Regions from separate parts of the Homo sapiens genome. Here all the other regions are linked to region 2. Evidence: chromatin loops called from intact Hi-C (ENCODE). Cell type or tissue: mammary epithelial cell. All regions are shown on one strand.

Region 1 (2,500 bases), 380 kb after region 2:
GTCTCGAACTCCTAGACTTAAGCAATCCATCTGCCTCAGTCTCCCAAAGTGTTGGTATTACAGGTGTTAGCCACCACACCTAGCCTATTAGCCCATTTTATAAAAGAAGAAATTAAACTTCAGGGATATTAAGTGACTTATCTGCTGAGCTAGTAAGTGGTAGAACCAGGATCAAGTTCAGTCTTTTGATCCAAATCTCTTTCATAATATACTCCCACTCACAGAATGTCTTATTTCCAAATGCATAAGAGGGTCCATAACATTTCTGTCACATAATACCTACTAAGCAAGAAGTTATTTATATAATACATCTCAGCACTGTAGTACCTTTCACTCATTTCCTACAGCTCCAAAGTGGAATTTTAAGTAACTAGAAAATACAGAAAAGACAAAAAAGCTTAATTCACAAACTGGACCAAAGCATACATACATATTATAATTTCAACTACAGTATGTTTGATGTATCTAAATATCCAAGTTCTCTCTTCATTTATAATTGCCCTTTTCTTAAGTCTTTATATCTTCTACTCTCTTTCTTTTCTCTCAATACTTTAACTTCAAGAACTAGTGGAATGACTGCAGGTCAGATACCAAGATTGGACAGAGTAAGTTCCATGTGCCTTTTCCATATTAAAGAAGAGAAAAGAAAAAGTATCCTTTTAATATCCTCCAATGTATAGACAACAAATTAAAGGCAAAATATATTTCATTAATCATCATTTCAGTTTCTTTAGAAAATGTTTATTGGGGCCGGGCATGGTGGCTCACGCCTGTAATCCCAGCACTTTGGGAGGCCGAGGCAGGCAGACTACCTGAGGTCAGGAGTTTGAGAACAGCCTGGCCAACAGATGGTGAAACCCCATCCGTACTAAAAATATGAAAATTAGCCGGGCGTGGTGGCGCGAACCTGTAATCCCAGCTACTCAGAAGGCTGAGACAGGAGAATCGCTTGGACTCGGGAGGTGGAGGTTGCAGTGAGCTGAGATCACGCCACTGCACTCCAGTCTGGGTGACAGAGCAAGACTCCGTCAAAAAAAAAAAAAAAAAAAGTTTATTGGGGGAGAGATAAGGAGACCAAATATAAATATGCAAGTGTAAGTACTTCATCCATTTCAACTTATTGTAACAGCACACTTTGATAAAATACTAGTAATTAACATAATTACACATCTCAGGCCAAAGCAAAAGATTAATTTACCTAAACACACACACACAACCTTAAATGTGTAAACTTATTATGAATTTCATGTTTTATAACAGGAAATATTAAAATTCTTTCTTTAGCCATTTTAAGTTCTAAGATTTCAAAAGAAGTAATTTATAATTTACTTTTTACTGTGTGGAAGATTAGTATGATACAAGCTCTAACTACAGTTAAATCTGCCATAATGAAGAAACTATGATCCCCAAAGATTACATAAAACATAGAGTTGGATTACTGTGAGATTAAAATGATAAAGGCAAGCCTGTACACCTAGCTAGTTAGGTGTCCTGTGAAATTCAAATTCATCTGGGCTCAGGCTGCAATTTGGCACCACCTGGTGGCAATTGTCCACTCTAGCCTCAGTATACATCCAATCAATTCTGAGCCCTGTGGCTGGCTGGGGCATCCACAGGGCAGCCCCAATCCCAGGAATCCCCTGGTTAGGTAGTGTCCATTTTGATGTGGATAGGGGGTCAGAAGAACACTGGAGACAAGGAGACAAGGACATCTGCTTTCAGTTTTCCTACTTCCAGAAACGGCTCTGTTGGTTGTTTCCCCACACAGCCTTACCTACCAACCTACCCCTACCAACCACATTTATGTTACAATGGGATAAACTTTAAAGATTTTTTTTTAAAAAACAGCAAAAACCTAAAAAATGAGGAAATTTTCAAGATGATTACATACCAAAGTTTATATGGCTATGTGGATTGCTTAGGAATAACCATAGGAAGTTCCCATATATTTTAAAGTTATTATATCAGTCAACAAAAGCCTATTAAATCCACAACAGAATTGAACCACAGAACCAACAGTACTTATTTGTAAAATAGTAATAATACTATCTATACCACAGGCCTCTCTAATTCCCAGATCTTTCTCTTGAGGTTCAGATTCTTCTACAGTCAACTCTTTTATTTGTAGATGCCACAGACACTTCAAGTGAAACAACTAAATTTATCATGTTTTCCTATTAAAGCTTTGTATTTTCTAATGTTTTAAAAACTATATCACTATTTATGCAGCTGTTTAATTCAGAAACCTTGCTGACATCCTTAACGAGTTCTCATCCAACCAATCCAATCTAGTCACTGAGTCCTGTCGGCTCTGTCTCCTAAATACTTTTCCAACCTGGCCCATTTCTCTCATCTTTACTGATACTAATCCAGTTCCATTATCACCTCTCATCTGGATAATGGAAATAACCTCTAAAAGTAGACCCTCTCTGTCTAACAGGCTTATGCCATTCCAATCTATTCTCTACATTACAGTGATCTTTTGATATAAAATCAGATC
Region 2 (2,500 bases):
ACGTGGCAAGACCCCGTCTCTACAAAAATAAATAAAAATTAGCTGGGCATGGTGGTGAGCACCTGTAGTCCCAGCTACTCAGGAGGCTGAGGCAGGAGGATCACTTGAGCCTGGGAGGTCAAGGCTACAGTGAGCTGTGATTGTACCAGTGTGCTCCAGCCTGGGTGACAGAGACCCTGTCTCAAAAAAAAAAATAAAAATAAAAAAGAAAGAAAGAAAGAAAAAGGAATCCTTTAAGCAGAAGTAGGCAGTAAGAGTGTCTTAATCAGCTTCAGTTTTCATTAAAATTAACTCTGGTAATAACATCAGTATCAACAAAAGCATTCATTATGTATGTGGCTACTGGCCCTCATACTACAGACCAGTAGTTCCCAAATTTTAGGATGCCAAAAAAACACTTAGAGAGGTTTTTAAAAATGCAGTTTACAACACTTCGATTCTACTGGTCAGCGTGGTGTCCAGGACTTAAACATCTTTAACAAATATCATTTAACCCTGATGCAGATGTTAGTAAACCACAAATTACTTTTCTCTTATTCATTCAAGGAGTAGAAAGAATAGAACTGCTCTCTGGATAAGTTGAAGCAGTTAAGAGATCAAGTAAGGAAATCCGAATGGCTCAGAAAGAATCTTCAAAATGCTATTTCATTTAAGCCTTAGTCTTCTCAAACGACCTTTTTCTCCATCTACTCCAGGTGATGATAATTGCAGGGACTCTGTAAAGCCAGTCATTCATCCTGGGAATAGTGACTTCAGAGGCTGAAATTTTAGGTAACAGGTTCTGACTCATGTTCCTCAAATTCTCCCACTACTTTCAGATGTCACAATTTTTGGTTCTAGTTGCATCTGAAGAAGCCACATCAAGGCAGGTCACTACTGGTAACACCAAACAAATTTGATTTTTTTGGATTTCAATCCTAGACCACTTCCTGTTCTCCAAATAAGGAGAATCTGTCATCTTCCTTAGTACTCTACTGCAATAAGATACAAAATTTCACTCTTTCATTCACTGCCATCATACTACATAACACTAGAGGGAATGCTCCATTTTACCACAAACCAAATCTAAAGCATATGCTCAAATATAGAATTAAGGCATGCAACATTTGGGGCTAAATAAATATCACTTATATTGAAGATATTTTGAAATATCATGTACTCTCCACATGGCTATAGGTAAATCAGTAAAAAAAATTCGTTAATAACTTAAATAGACAAGCAGATCCAGGCTGGGTGTGGTGGTTCACGTCTGTAATTCCAGCACTTTGCGAGGCTGAGGTGGGTGGATCACTTGAGGTCAGGAGTTTGAGACCAGCCTGGCCAAGATGGTGAAACCCCGTCTCTACTAAAAATACAAAAATTAGCCGGGTGTGGTGGTGGATACCTGTAATCCCAGCTACTCGGGAGGGCAAAGCAGGAGAATCGCTTGAACCTGGGAGGCAGAGGCTTCAGTGAGCTGAGATCGCACCACTGCCTGGGCAACAGAGCAAGACTCCATCTAAAAAAACAAAACAAAAAAAACAAGACGACCCAATCTTTTATTGGTAACAGTTCAATTCTATTTCGTCTCTCCTAAGCAGTGAATTCTAGTTACTTACTCAGTTTTTCAGATCTTATAGTCAAAATACTATTGTTGAAACATTTAATCATTTTAAAACTTCCTTTCTATAACCACCCTCCCACAGATGAAGTTTCTATTCAAAACTTCCAATGTTACAACGCAGAAGCTACTAAGGCAGGAGAATCACTCCCTGATCTCCATGGAATATGAGCCACGGGCCTTCCTTCCTGAGAAAAAGAGGCTTCCAATGGCCCAAATAGCCAGGTGTGGTGGTGATAGTGGTGCATTTTTTTGCGACCTGTGTGAATCCAACGCAGAAACCTGAAATAAAATATTAAATATTAACAAAAACTAACTTGAAGTTTTTAAGGAGTTTGGGTTAGTTTAGACAAGTAGATAAAAATGATGAAATCGGCTCAGAAACAAACAAGAGGATTAAAATTACATAGGAGAAGAAAAGAGAAGCCAATGAGGACTATGATTCACCCAGTTTACGGCTTTATTAAAAGTCTCTTTGTTGAAAACCAGAGCTGGCCTTTTTGAAAACCCCACAGGTTTCATCTTCAACCATGCTCTGCGGTTAAGGGAGAAACACATGAAACTGCATTATGGGCACCCATGCTGGGTGGAGTCATTGTGAAGCCAAGTCTCACAGCCGGTGGCTGGGCCTCATGTAATGAACTTGACCCTTAAACCACACAAGGATAACCCTTTTTTTCTATCTCTCTGTGTCCCTCTGCAACTCTCCCTGTCAGCCCTCCCTGCCCCTTCTGAAGGACATGCCACCTCTCCACGGTCCTGGTCCCATTTTGAGTAGCTGATTCTCTCACTTCGCCTGGGTGCCACTGGGCTTCCTACTGACTCTGTTCAGGGGAGCTTGCAGGTCCACGCCCTGCAAAAGGAGGAGGTTTGTGGGTGCTTGAACACCTGTTCACTGGG
Region 3 (2,500 bases), 190 kb before region 2:
GAATCAATGTGCTATTTTATTTAGATGTTCTTGCTCAGTGAGGATTACTATACATTTTGCCTGTGATTGCCAGTTTTCATCATAAATAAAAAAAAATGTACAGCCTTGAAACCTTCATGGAAATAGTTTAATCTCTGAAAAGTCAGTAAGCACTTTGGTATCTTATAATGCTTCAATGTTCTTAGAATAAGTTATAATCATTATCTGGATTCACGGGTTTGAAAGATATCAAATAAATGACGGGAATTTCAATTACTACTGATCTAATGGTATGTCCTGGACTCTATTTTCTTTCTTTCTTTTTCATTTTTAAAATCCCTAATATTACCTTGTTTATTTCTCATTTGTTTTTAGTAAACAAAGATTGCAGAAAAATCAGAATGAAATTATATAGGTGGTTTTGGTTATTGGTATCTTGATTAACAGATGAAAGTTCCAGATTCTGAAGTAGTGGAAAAGAGGGGAAGTAGGGATTCTAGGCCTCTGTATGCTGGTAACCAGCCATGGGACCCTGAGTGATTCCCTTCAATTTCCTGAATATCAGATTCCCCATCAATTAAAGAAAAGTGTAACAAAAGTAACCTCCTAACAAATTTCACTTTATATGTTTTTTATGATACTTAGGGTGTAGGAAGACAATCATTTGTAAAAGTTTTTTTTTAAATGAAATTTGGCGGGAAGATGGATTACTTAAGGTCAGGAGCCTGGATTCTAGTTATCAATGCCACTAACCAGCTGAGAGACCGAGCCAAGTAAATACTTTCTGAAACAGGAAGAAGTATTAAATTAAATTAAGGTTTCAAAAGCTAAATGATTTCATGCAGGCCACCTATTAACATTTCTGGATCTCAATTTTCTCATCTAAAATGTTAAAGTGCTTAACTGGACAACCTTTAGAATCTTTTAGCTCAAAATTTCAGTGTTTCTGTATCATGTTACAAAAGTGGCCATTTTTATTATCTAGATTTGCTCTATCACTATGGTAGTCAAGTAGCCATTTTCCACACCAGTCATTATAAAGACTGATTAGCTGGCAGTAGATAGCTTCTGATTTATTTACCCATCGCTCATCAAAATAATTAATATCGTTCAGGTATTTATTGAGAGGGAACCAAATCTTGCTGATGAACCATTTCATTCATTTCTTTGTTCAGTAAATATTCTTCGAGTTTCTCTGCCTTCTTAAATGATAAATTGTTTTACCAAAATGTATTCGGCTTTAAAAAACAAAGACACTTACCTTCTTCGTGCTTCTTTAACTGTAAAATTGTGGCCATGGATATTTACCTCCATTACAGAAGGGCTTTGATGACTCATGATGTTTCTAAGGTGCATTGAGGTCCTTGATGGAAGGCGCTCCATCTGTTGCACAGTGTAATTAACATTATGAGTTTACCAAAAGAAACATAAGAGTCATTGTTAAAGAGCATCATGGGGGCTGGCTCGGCCTTTAGTCATAAGAAACTTCTGATGTAAAGGAAGGTAATAATTTATAATAGCTACTAAAAGTAACTTGGATATGAAAAGAGTTAGTTGTTTTTAAACTCAACACAGCCTTTTTATTAATTAAAGGAGTAGCCATGGTAATATCTTCAACATGTTTTATTTTTGAACTAATAAGAAAAACAATTAAGTGTCATGCTTTAGAGGCTTCTATGAAAGCTAAAGAAGGTAATATTCATACGAATTAGTCATGCTCTTCTTTAGAGAGTTCAGTTACTGCAGAGCTGGGAAATTCCTGGTCCTTTGGTCAACAGTAGAGAGATGCCTCCTCTACCATCTTTTGTATTTGCTTTACTCCTACAACACATGGCAGCAACGTCAGGGAAAAGGATATCTACTCCAGGGATCTAAGCCTGATTGCTTGACAAAGCCAAGTGAACGATTTTTCTATTTCAAGCATACTCTCTGAGTGTTAAAGAAAGCTCTAGGCAAGTTTCAGGGATCCGGAAATAGTTCCTTCTGATAGGTCAAACCTAACAGTATCATGCACATCTAGGTGTTTAGTAAAGATTGTTGATGATGTTGATGATGCCTAAGATGGTGTTAGTTATGGGAGCATGTGATTATTTTGATGACTTGGGAACAAGAGATAATTTTACTCTCAAATGAGCCACAGTTGACTGTTGTCGCCAATAAAAAAAGAGGAAGGATGGAGGCCATCATTCCAAGTGAAGTAACTCAGGAATGGAAAACCACTGTGTGTTCTCACTTATAAGTGAGAGCTAAGCTATTGGTATGCAAACACATACAGAGTGGTATAATGAGCTTTAGAGACTCAGTCAGAAGAGAGGAGGGTGGGAGGCAGGTGAGGAGTAAAAATCTACATATTGAGTTCAGTGCACATTACTTGAGGAATGAATGCACTAAAAATCTCAGACTTCACCACAATACAATTCAGCCATGTAACCAAAAACCACTTGTACCCCAAAAGTTATTGAAATTTTCAAAAGATTCAAAAAAATTATTTGTTTAATGAAAGTGGGTCAATGAGTAAAAC

The links. Peaks named below come from ENCODE experiments on the same cell type or tissue, not always from the same donor. Only the 100,000 strongest peaks of a DNase experiment are listed, where the experiment ranks them.
Region 1: a loop joins it to region 2, with 12 times the contacts of the local background. A loop is called at or near these places in 2 of 110 quality-filtered maps.
Region 3: it touches region 2 in a loop (9-fold over the local background); 8 of 110 quality-filtered maps call a loop at or near these places.

What each region holds. Positions count from the first base shown.
Region 1 is chr13:72,839,074-72,841,573 of GRCh38, reverse strand. All of the region lies in intron 9 of PIBF1 (progesterone immunomodulatory binding factor 1), which reads right to left. Among named protein-coding and RNA genes, the nearest start is that of PIBF1, 58 kb to the right of the region's middle. In mammary epithelial cell, a CTCF peak has its summit at 1,537 (motif pointing left); a DNase peak (open chromatin) is centred at 1,543; H3K27ac peaks cover 292 bases.
Region 2 is chr13:73,223,270-73,225,769 of GRCh38, reverse strand. No RefSeq gene overlaps it. Among named protein-coding and RNA genes, the nearest start is that of KLF5, 170 kb to the right of the region's middle. RefSeq lists an enhancer at 793-1,992. In mammary epithelial cell, a CTCF peak has its summit at 1,029; DNase peaks (open chromatin) are centred at 819 and 2,129.
Region 3 is chr13:73,410,480-73,412,979 of GRCh38, reverse strand. No RefSeq gene overlaps it. Among named protein-coding and RNA genes, the nearest start is that of LINC00392, 150 kb to the left of the region's middle. In mammary epithelial cell, no CTCF peak of the experiment used is centred here; DNase peaks (open chromatin) are centred at 1,399 and 1,709; H3K27ac peaks cover 2,500 bases.